Regions from separate parts of the Homo sapiens genome. Here region 1 is linked to region 2. The links are chromatin contacts, found by Hi-C or POLR2A ChIA-PET in ENCODE. All regions are on one chromosome and are shown on one strand. The core of a region is the stretch at or near the end of the contact, and the rest is flanking DNA. Distances in the headings are between cores, read along the strand shown.

Region 1 (5,470 bases), core at 1,964-4,463, 170 kb after region 2:
TCTAGTTGTTACTAAAATGCTGTGTTGACACCCTAATAGATGTCTTTTTTTTTTGAGATGGAGTCTCGCTCTGTCGTCCAGGCTGGAGTGTAGTGGCATGATCTCAGCTCACTGCAACCTCCACCTCCCGGGTTCAAGCAATTCTCCTGCCCCAGCCTCCTGAGTAGCTGGGATTACAGGCGCACGCCACACACCTGGCTAATTTTTTATATTTTTGGTAGAGACAGAGTTTCACCATGTTGACCAGGCTGATCTCAAATTCCTGAGCTCAAGTGATCCTCCCGCCTTGGCCTCCTAAAGTGCTGGGATTACAGGCGTGAGCCACTGCACCCAGCCAGATGTCTTTTTATGCATGTAGTAGTTATAATTTTTACTTTAGCATGTATACATTTTATTTTACTTTTTTTAAATGGAGAGTGGGTCTTGCTCCCTCACCAGGCTGGAGTGCAGTGGTGCAATCATGGCTCACTGCAGCCTTGACTTCCCCAGCTCAAGCAATCCTCCCACCTCAGCCTCCGAATAGGTGGGACTACAGGTTTACACCACGACACCTGGCTAATTTTTTAATTTTTTTTACTGAAGATTAGGTCTCAATAAATCGCCCAGGCTGGTCTTGAACTCCTGAGCTCAAGCGATCCTCTCGCCTCAGCCTCCCAAAGTGCTGGGATTACTGGCGTGAGCAGCTGCGCCCAGCTGTATTTAGCATTTTATACCTTGTTTGAGGCCTTCCGTACTTGGAGGTTATAATACTATCTCCCTGTACTTTTTTTCTTTCATTTTGGACCTCAGTCGAGTTAATCTGCTCCTCAGCTCCTCAGCTCACATTCCTCATGGTCAGCATTGGTCTGTGTGAGACATATCTTTGTCTGTTTATTCCCTTTTATCCCATTTCCCATTCCCATCCCCCCAATACACCATACACAACACAGTAATGCATTTGATAGGTTTTATAGCATTTGCATGTTTCCTTATAAAATATGTGGCCGGGCGTGGTGGCTCTCGGGCCAGGCACGGTGGCCGTTGTAATCCCAGCACTTTGGGAGGTAAAGGAGGCCAGATCATGAGGTCAAGAGATCGAGATGATCCTGGCCAACAGGGTGAAACCCCATCTCTACTAAAAATACAAAACTTAGCTGGGTGTGGTGGCGCGTGCCTGTAGTCCCAGCTACTCGGGAGGCTGAGGCGGGAGAATCACTTGAATCCAGGAGGTGAAGGTTGCAGTGAGCCAAGATCATGCCACTGCACTCCAGCCTGGGCGAGAGAGCGAGACTCCATCTCAAAAATATATACATATACATATACATATACATATACATATACATATACATATACATATACATGCATATATATGCATATACATATACATATACATGCATATATATGCATATAAATAAATAAATAAAATTTTTTTTATATATATGTATTTAGGTAAATGATATTGTGCCACAGGCCTTATTCTGACTGTCTTCTCTCAGCACTGTTTTACAGCCCTTCCACATAGCCATGGTACCCTCAGTTTCTTGATTCTAACTGCTACCCTCATCCCTTCCCCCAGCATCGAGCCCCTGGAGCTTTCAACTCCCCTTACCACAAACAACCCTGTAATGAACAACCTCATATATGGTCCTTTGTGAGAATTTCTGAGGACTATTTTCCCAGGATTGCTTACATTTTCTTCTAATACTCCTGCAGTTTGTTTTTTCTTCTATTCATATGCCTGCCCACGTTTGGTTTATCTGAGCACATCTAGCTTATACAATGATTTTGACTCTATTCTTTTTTTTTTTCCCTCTTTCTCTAGTCACACCTGCTGGAACAGGATCTATTAGTTCTTGAAATTTTCCATTGGCAAAATCACTCCTAATTTCCACTTAGACCATGTTTCTTCAACATTCTATTATATTTATTTTTAGTTTATTATTAATTATTTTTTTGAGACAGTGTCTTGCTCTGTCTTCCAGGCTGGAGTGCAGAGGCATGATGGTGGCTTACTGCAGTCTCACCCTCCTAGGCTCAAGCGATCCTCCCACCTCAGCCTCCCAAGTAGCTGGGACTACAGGCCTGCACCACCACACCTGGCTAATTTTTCTATTTTTTTATAGAGATGAGGTTTCGCCATGTTGCCCAGGCTGGTCTTGAACTCCTGGACTCAAGTGATCCATCCGCCTTGGCCTCACAAAGTGCTGGGATTACAGGCGTGAGCCCCCACATCAAGACTACATTCTATTTAAGTTAGTTTTTGTTTCAGTTTTTGGAATCTCAGCTTCAGATTTGTGTTAGTAATAAAACAACTTAGGTTTGGTGCCTCCTAAAGCAGACCCTGAGACAAGAACTTGGGTGACAATAGTTTACTTGGGAAGATATCCAAGGAAGACGGGGAGGGAGAGAGGAGAGTGATACAGGAAGGACGGAAAGCCAATGAAAGATACATTACTGAGCTGGGTTGTCACTGTGGACAATTGGCTCAATCTCCCTGCACACTTTTGAAGAACCATATAGAAACCACCCAAAATTGTCCTGCTGAAGTGTGAGAGGTTGGGACATTTATCCAGCAACCTTCATCTTCCATTGGCACTCTCCCACTCCCCTACTACCCAGCTCCCGCCCCTTTCTTCTGTGGCTGTATCTGCAAGTTGGACTGAGCAAGCTTCCAAGCTGAGGAGAAAATTCTGAAGCAGAAAAGCTGAGAGACTCCACTGGTGCTTGAGACGTGAAGCCATCAGCATGCATAGGAGCTGTTAGCCACAGCTGCATCACAAGCCACAGGCCTCAGTTCCAGTTGATCTACAGCAATCCTGTGGGCATGCACACCTTTGCTGTTGTCTGACCTACTTCTTGCCCTGCACCTTCCTATTCATGTATTGACTACACCTGACCTCTCTATCCTGACACAGTGAGACCCACTCAAACCGCTTCTTGGGCCTGATCTAGGTGAGCAGCCCCTCTGCCTCTCTGGCCCAGCCTCTCCACTTACCCGCTCTGGCAGGCCTTCAGCAGCCTGCCCTTGGAAATTTTGCACTTTTCCTTTTGCCAGTAGATATGTGGCTCTCATTTCTTTCCTTCTTTTCCTCTTCTCTCCCATTTACACTTTGATCTTGTCAGACTCTCCAATGGCATTATCAAGCCCTACTCAGATCATTGGCTTACCCTGACACAGAGAAAGTGCTCACACTCAGCATCAAATAACACAAATAAGAAGGATGCCCAATACTATTTGAGCACTTACTAAACGGAAAGCGCTGTGTGAAATGTGATTCAGTCATTATTTTATTTTCACAACAGCCTGATGAGGTCAGTACTCTCATTATGTCGATTTCTCAGAAGAGGAACTGCGGCTGGGAGAACGTGACTCATCTAGCTGATGGAGCTGAGGTTCAAGTGCAGGTATCTGGCCTTGAGGACTTACTTTTGACCACTCTATCACCAGTTAGCTTAGCCATTAACTACCAACTGATCCTCGGAGACAGGACCTCATTTCTTCTCCTTCTTCTTTTTTTTTTTTTTTTTTTTTTGAGACGAAGTTTAGCTCTTATTGCCCAGGCTGGAGTGCAATGGTGTGATCTTGGCTCACTGTAACCTCTGCCTCCCAGGTTCAAGCGATTCTCCTGCCTCAGCCTCTCAAGTAGCTGGGATTACAGGCACGCACCACCCGCCCAGCTAATTTTGTATATTTAGTAGAGATGGGGTATCACCATGTTGGTCAGGCTGGTCTCGAACTCCTGACCTCAGATGATATACCCACCTCAGCCTCCCAAAGTGCTGGGATTACAGGCATGAGCCACTGTGCCCAGCGGGACTTCGTTTCTTGTATGTGGGTTTTGACCTTTCAAGTAGAGTATAGCACCTTGGCTGGTTTGTTGTTGTTGTCTATATGGATTTTTTCTTTTTCATTTTCTTGGTTCATGGTATTACAACCATGTGATGCTTTTTTTAGGGCTAACTTAATGGATTTCTCTCCACCAATCTCTTGATACTAAAATTCTTTTTTTTTCTTTTTTTTTTTTTAAGACGGAGTCTTGCTCTGTCGCCCAGGCTGGAGTGCAGTGGCCAATCTCGGCTCACCGCAAGCTCCGCCTCCTGGGATCACGCCATTCTCCTGCCTCAGCCTCCCAAGTAGCTGGGACTACAGGCACCCGCCACCACACTAAGCTAATTTTTTTGTATTTTTAGTAGAGACGGAGTTTCACTGTGTTAGCCAGGATGGTCTCAATCTCCTGACCTTGTGATCCGCCCGCTTCGGCCTCCCAAAGTGCCGAGATTATAGGCGTGAGCCACCGCGCCCGGCATGATACTAAAATTCTACAATTAGAAATTAATTCCTTTGTCCCCACCTCACAGTTATATGGGAGAGACTACATGTTAATCCTTCTCAGCCATTTATACCTTAACATGAGTGAACTTCTAATCCTTTCCTGAGAGGTGGTTTTGGAAGAGGAGACAGGGGAAAAGCGTGAATGCACTAAGCCCTGATTAAAGGGAAGCCCCCTGATGCCATCACCTTACAAAAGCTCTTGCACAAGGGTATCAGGATTTAGGTGCAAGAATGTTCTTGGCAGCATTGTTCATAATAGGCTCAAAACAGAAACAATCCTATCTATTTTTTTTTTTTTTTTTTTTTTGAGACGGAGTCTCGCTCTGTCACCAGGCTGGAGTGCAGTGGCGCAATCTCAGCTCACTGCAACCTCCGCCTCCCGGGTTCAAGTGATTCTCCTGCCTCAGCCCCCGCAGTAGCTGGGACTACAGGCGCCTGCCACCAATCCCAGCACTTTGGGAGGCTGAGGTGGGTGGACCACGAGGTCATGAGTTCAAGACCAGCCTGGCCCAGAGGGTGAAACCCTGTCTCTACTAAAAATACAAAAAAAAAAAATGAGCTGGGCATGGTGGCAGGTGCCTGTAATCCCAGCTACTTGGGAGGCTGAGGCAGAGAATTGCTTGAACTCGGGAGGCGGAGGTTGCAGTGAGCCAAGATCGTGCCACTGCACTCCAGCCTGGGTGACAGAGAGAGACTACGTCTCAAAAAAAGTAGAAAAAGAATGAAAGAGATGCATCGTAGTGGATTCATACAATACAGCAATGAAAATGAGTGAGCTACGGTGACAACCAGTGAGTTAGTTGTTTGAATCCCACAAACATAACATTGAGGGAAAGAAGCATGATACAGAAGAATGTGCACAGTGGGAATCCACACATATAAAATTCAAATACAGGTGGTAGATTATAAAGAACAAGAAGGAATTAACATCATGAAAGTTAGTATAATAGTAATTCTGATAGGAGGGAGATGGTTGTGATCACTCAGGGGATGCACAGGGAACTTCTTGGGTGCTGATTATTACTATTTATTTTATTTTATTTTATTTTATTTTTGAGACAGAGTCTTGCTCTGTTACCCAGGCTTGCGTGCAATGGCACAATCACAAGTCATTGTAGCCTCAACCTTCTGGGCTCAAGTGATCCTCTCACCTTAGCC
Region 2 (5,258 bases), core at 2,373-4,872:
TAGGAAAATATGTTTGTTTTCTGTGGTCTTCATTTATTTTTTGTTTGCTTAGTGTAATTCTCTCTTTGGCAAGGTCAAACATGAAAAATGACTGGTTTATAGGATTATTAATAGAAAATATTGAACAGTATAGTACAATTTTTTTTTTTTTTTTTTGAGATGGGGTCTGGCTCTGTCGCCCAGGCTGGAGTGCAATGGCATGATCTCGGCTCACTGCAACCTACGCCTCCCGGGTTCGAGCAGTTCTCCTGCCTCAGCCTCCCGGGTAGCTGAGACTACAAGGCACATGCCACCACGCCCAGCAATTTTTTTGTATTTTTAGTAGAGATAGGGTTTCACCATGTTAGCCAGGATGATCTTGATCTCCTGACATTGTGATCCGCCCACCTCGGCCTCCCAAAGTGCTGAGATTACCAGCATGAGCCACCACGCCCAGCCAAACAGTACAATATTTTTAGTACAGTTTTTATAATGAGTTTGAAAATATACATCTCCTAGTCTTTTGGGAGAAGCTAAATAACACAATAAACTATATATTTTTTAAATATGGAATGCGTCACGATTGTATGTCATCCTTGTGCAGGGGCCATGCTAATCTATCGTTCCAGTTTAGTACATGGCTGCTGAAGTGAGCACCACAATAAACTATGACATTTATGAAATCTACTACTTTCTCTTGTAAAATTATCCACAAAGTCAAAACTGTATTTTCTTACTACATGCCTAAGAGATACCCCTTAAAAAAAAAGTTTAAAATTATAAAAAACACATTATAAAACATCTGGAAAATATAAGCAGCACAAAGAAAAGGAATTAACATCAACCAAAATCACAGCACTGTGTGAGAACCAGTGCTAGCATTTTTGTAGAGCCTTCTAACTTTTAAAAACAAATTCTAATTGGGATCAAATTATACTTTATTTTTTTGAGAAACTCTTTGTCACCCAGGCTGCAGTGCAGTGCTGTGATCTCGGCTCATTGGAACCTCTGCCTCCTGGGTTCAAGCAATTCTCCTGCCTCAGCCTCCCAAGTAGCTGGGACTACAGGCACTTGCCACCACACCCATCTAATTTTTTTTGTATTTTTAGTAGAGATGGGGTTTCACCATGTTGGCCAGGCTGGTCTCGAACTCCTGACCTCAAGTGATCCACCCACCTTGGCCTCCCAAAGTGCTGGGACTACAGGCATGAGCCATTGTGCCTGGCCTACTTATTTTGTAATCCTATATCCTGTGACTTTAAATATCAGATCTATAGTAGTTTCTTTTAATTTATTTTCTCAATACATGTATTTTAGCAGGATTCTGTGGCTAATTTGAGGCAATTATACCACGTTGCCTTGAAACCATGTTTTTAGGCTACAAGTGTGTCTCATCAGGGCTATAGTATACCATAGAATCACTGGGTTTTTTTCTGATTTCTTCACCCTGTGTTTGTCTAAGTGTGATCCCTTGATCATCTGCACTTTATGCAGGAGATCAGCCCCATCCCAAATTTATAGAAACAGAATATTTGCTGATGAAACCTAGGAATCTGCATTTACAGTAAGCAACTTGGGTAATTCTAGGACACATATTTGTGAACCCATGCATTAGACTAATATCCATCTGTGGGATCAAAGGGGAGAGCAAACATATTTAGCTTTTGTACGCAGCTTGTTCTTTGTGATGAGAACACAGTGTGTCACATAAAAATCCACCACCACATGCTTTTTTGGCATCAGGCATGATTTCAAAGTGGTCACATATCTTTTTATCATAAAGCCATCTCAAAGGCAAACAAATTTGAGAAGGTTTTATACCTCATACTAAAGCACCTTGTATATCACCTCGAGTCAACCTGTTCATATTTTGCTGACAATTTATTTGTGCTAGCTGCCTTAACAAGAATTAAAGAATTATTTCCCAACCATATTCCTAGATTTAAAGGCAATCCATTATTCACTGGGAGTTCTCAGGAGTGGGGGATGACTAGAAAATATACAGATTTGGCCAGTCATTTACCTGACTCGCACACTCATAATCCCAGCTACTTGGGTGGCGGAGGCATGAAAATCGCTTGAACCTGGGAGGCGGAGGTCGCAGTGAACTGAGATCATGCCACTGCACTCCAGCCTGGGCCACAGAGCGAGACTCTGTCTAAAAAAAAAATATATATATTGTTCTGCTAGATGGTTTTTAAACTATGTATCATAGACATCTTCCCAAGTCGGTATCTGTAGCCCTATCTCCTTTGTTTTAGTGGCAGCTTAGTATTTCACTATCTGTTCCTAAGTTAACAGGTGTTTATAGATTTTTTCAATTTTTCTGCTATTCCAGTAATACATATAATCTAGTTCATATATCTTTTGGCATTTATATTAATATTTCAGTAGGATGTATTTCTAGAAGTGAAAAACTTGGTCAAGAAATGTATGCATTAAAAAATTTCATAATACCAGGGCCAGGTGTGGTGGCTCACACCTCTAATCCCAGCACTTTGGGAGGCCGAAGCAAGTGGATCACTTGAGGTCAGGAGTTCAAGACCAGCTTGGCCAACATGGTGAAACCCTGTCTCCACTGAAAATACAAAAATTAGCCAGGCATGGTAGCAGGCACCTGTAATCCCAGCTACTTGGGTGGCTGAGGCAGGAGAATTGCTTGAACCGGGGAGGTGGAAGTTGCAGTGAACTGAAATGGTGCCACTGCACTCCAGCTTGGGTGGCAGAGTGAGACTCTGTCTTAAGAAGAAAAAAAAATTGTTAATACCATATTGCCCTCAAGAAGATTTTTTCAAATTTTTAATGAGTGTTAAACTTAGGTAATCAGAGAAAAACAATGATTTCAAAATGAAGTAATAAATGCTATGATTGAGTGGGGAAAATATTACTTAAATATTATCTTTTATGGGCACTAGTGTTAAGGAATAATTTCTGATTTACCATTTACATTTTTCACATTAAATTTTTTCTTTGTTCTTTTAAAGGAAGCTTTCACTGTCTACAAACTGCATTGAAAAAATTGCCAACCTGAATGGCTTAAGTAAGTGATTCACAGTAACAGATGGTTCATGGATTTCCTAGTTATTTTAATAAACATTCCGGAGACAATATGTAATTCCAGAAGCTGGCACCTGTTTTAGCCATACTTGTTGTCAGATAATAGAATACATAAACTATGTCTTAAGTTTGATTATCCAAAGAAAAATAGAGATAGCATGAGCTCTGAACGTTTTAAAGACATTTAAAAGCTTTTATAGAGTTAGAATTGAGATGTCTTAAATAGAATATCAGATTTTTAATTGTGTATTTCTTTGTTCAGATTTGTATTGTCTGTATTTCAAACTTGTTATATTTAAATTTTAATTCATCATCCCTGTTTTTCCTGTGCTCCTTATCCTCGTTAATGACATTGCCTCCCTCCCAGTTGCCAAGGCCTCTGACTCTGTATTAGTTTCCTACGGCTGCTGTAACTTGATGGCTTAAAATGATGGATATATATTCTCTTATGGTTCTGGAGACCAGAAGTCTGAAATCAGTTTCATCTGGTGAAAATCAAGCCATGCTCCCTCTGGAGGCTGGAGGAGAATCTTTTTCTAGCCTCTTCCAGCTTCTGGTGGCTGCTGCATTCCTTGGCTTGTGACTCATCACTCCAGTCTCTGCCAGTAGTCACACTGGCTTCTCCTTCTGTGTCAAATCTCTGTCTGCCTCCCTCTTATGAGGATACATGTGATTGCATTAGGGCACACCCTGATCTTGAGGATAATCTCCCTGTCTCTCAAGATCCTTAATCATATCTGCAAAGTACTTTTTTTTTTTTTTTTTTTGCCATATAAGGTAACGTTCACAGGTTCCAGGCATTAGAATGTAAGTATCTTTGGGGGAGCCATTGTTTAGCCTACCACAGTCTCTCTTCAAGCCCTATATGCAAATTTATCACTAAATCCTGTTAACTCTACTCTTTGAAGGAGCTCTCAAATAAAGTGTTGCTTTTCCATTTCCAGGAGTTACAACTTTTTAGACCCTCATCATCTTCCCCTTAGGTCATGTTCTTCAAACATTTTGACCACTTTCCATTGTAAGAAATACATCTGAATGTATTATACATTCATATGAATATGCATATCAAATATATACGTACATATAAACTTGAATAAAGTTTGCAAGACAGTATTTACCCTTATATAGCATAGGTCCCAGTAATTTTTTTTTTTTTTTTTTTTTGAGATGGAGTCTCACTCTGTTGCCCAGGCTGGATTTCAGTGGTGCAATCTCAGCTCACTACAACCTCCGCCTCCTAGGTTCAAGCAATTCTCTTGCCTCAGTCTCCTGAGTAGCTGGGATTACAGGTGCCCACCGCCACGCCTGGCTAATTTTTGTATTTTTAGTGGAGATGGGGTTTCACCATGTTGGCCAGGCTGGCCTCAAACTCCTGACCTAAAGTGATCCACCCACCTCAGCCTCCCAAAGTGCTGGGATTATAGGCGTGAGCCACCACGCCTGGCCAGTTCCAGTATGTATTTTTAAATTTTTATTTCTTTTTTTTTAAATGCTGATCACAACACACTAAATTGATTTCACAACCTATTAATTTAGGCTCATGACCCATAGTTTGAAAAACACTATCTTACAACTTTTGTGATAGTCAAACAGGTCAGGGTCACTGGTCTCATTATCTAAGGTGTTATCCTAGTTCATTGCCTCATGACTGAGAAAGTTAAGGAATGTGGATGCAAAGGGTGAGGTTGCAGTGAAAGTTTAATGAGTGAAAAAAGAAAGCTCTCTGCAGTGGAAAGGGAACCCCAAGTGAGTTGCTGTTTTTACAGCTGAATTCAAAAACTTTTATAAGAAACTCCTCTCACCTCTGTAGCTGTTTGAGTAACTTCTCTTATTTGAAAAGCTGTCTGCACAACTCCCCCTTATCTATGTAGTTGTGGGTGTATCTCTAGGCAGGCATCAAAGCACTGCTTCTCTTCTTTGTATAATTGTGGGTTTGTTTTAGGTAAGTCCCTCTCCTCCCTGTACAGGTTCCCAGGGAGACTACTGTGTACATAACTGAAAAGGGGAAGAAACTTTCCTGGGAGCCCACCAATTACACAAAGAAGAATCTGTGCTGGACCCTACATACTTATCTGTGCAGGTGCAGCCTGAGTTTTCCACAGACTGTTATATTTTTGCCTGTAGCTGTGATTTTTCAGGCAGGCTGCTTTTCCAAGGACCAGCCTTAACTGTTTACTTAACTGATTTCTCCTTTTCTTCTCCCTCAATAGCCTCCTAATTGA

Evidence for each region. Hi-C counts contacts between places; a loop is a spot of excess contacts on that map. ChIA-PET counts read pairs that join two places held with the same protein, here RNA polymerase II (POLR2A). Pooled maps may share reads with other maps.
Region 1: a loop to region 2 is called in a pooled map, with 2.7 times the contacts of the local background. The contact joins the promoter of LINC02274 here to the enhancer-like site in region 2. A Hi-C loop is called at or near these places in 1 of 50 pooled maps. POLR2A ChIA-PET finds 5 or more read pairs at or near these places in 2 of 52 experiments (CD8-positive, alpha-beta memory T cell and HEK293).

What each region holds. Positions count from the first base shown.
Region 1 is chr14:73,826,922-73,832,391 of GRCh38, forward strand. It overlaps LINC02274 (long intergenic non-protein coding RNA 2274), which reads right to left and starts at 3,214. Exons shown (of 2, transcript NR_135238.1): 1 at 2,975-3,214.
Region 2 is chr14:73,659,024-73,664,281 of GRCh38, forward strand. It overlaps DNAL1 (dynein axonemal light chain 1), which reads left to right. Exons shown (of 8, transcript NM_031427.4): 4 at 2,964-3,019. It also overlaps the pseudogene RNU6-240P. Among named protein-coding and RNA genes, the nearest start is that of DNAL1, 17 kb to the left of the region's middle. RefSeq lists a silencer at 4,803-5,097. Within about 2 kb of position 3,623, at least 2 of the 41 ENCODE cell types and tissues checked have a DNase peak (open chromatin) inside an H3K27ac peak, as active enhancers do.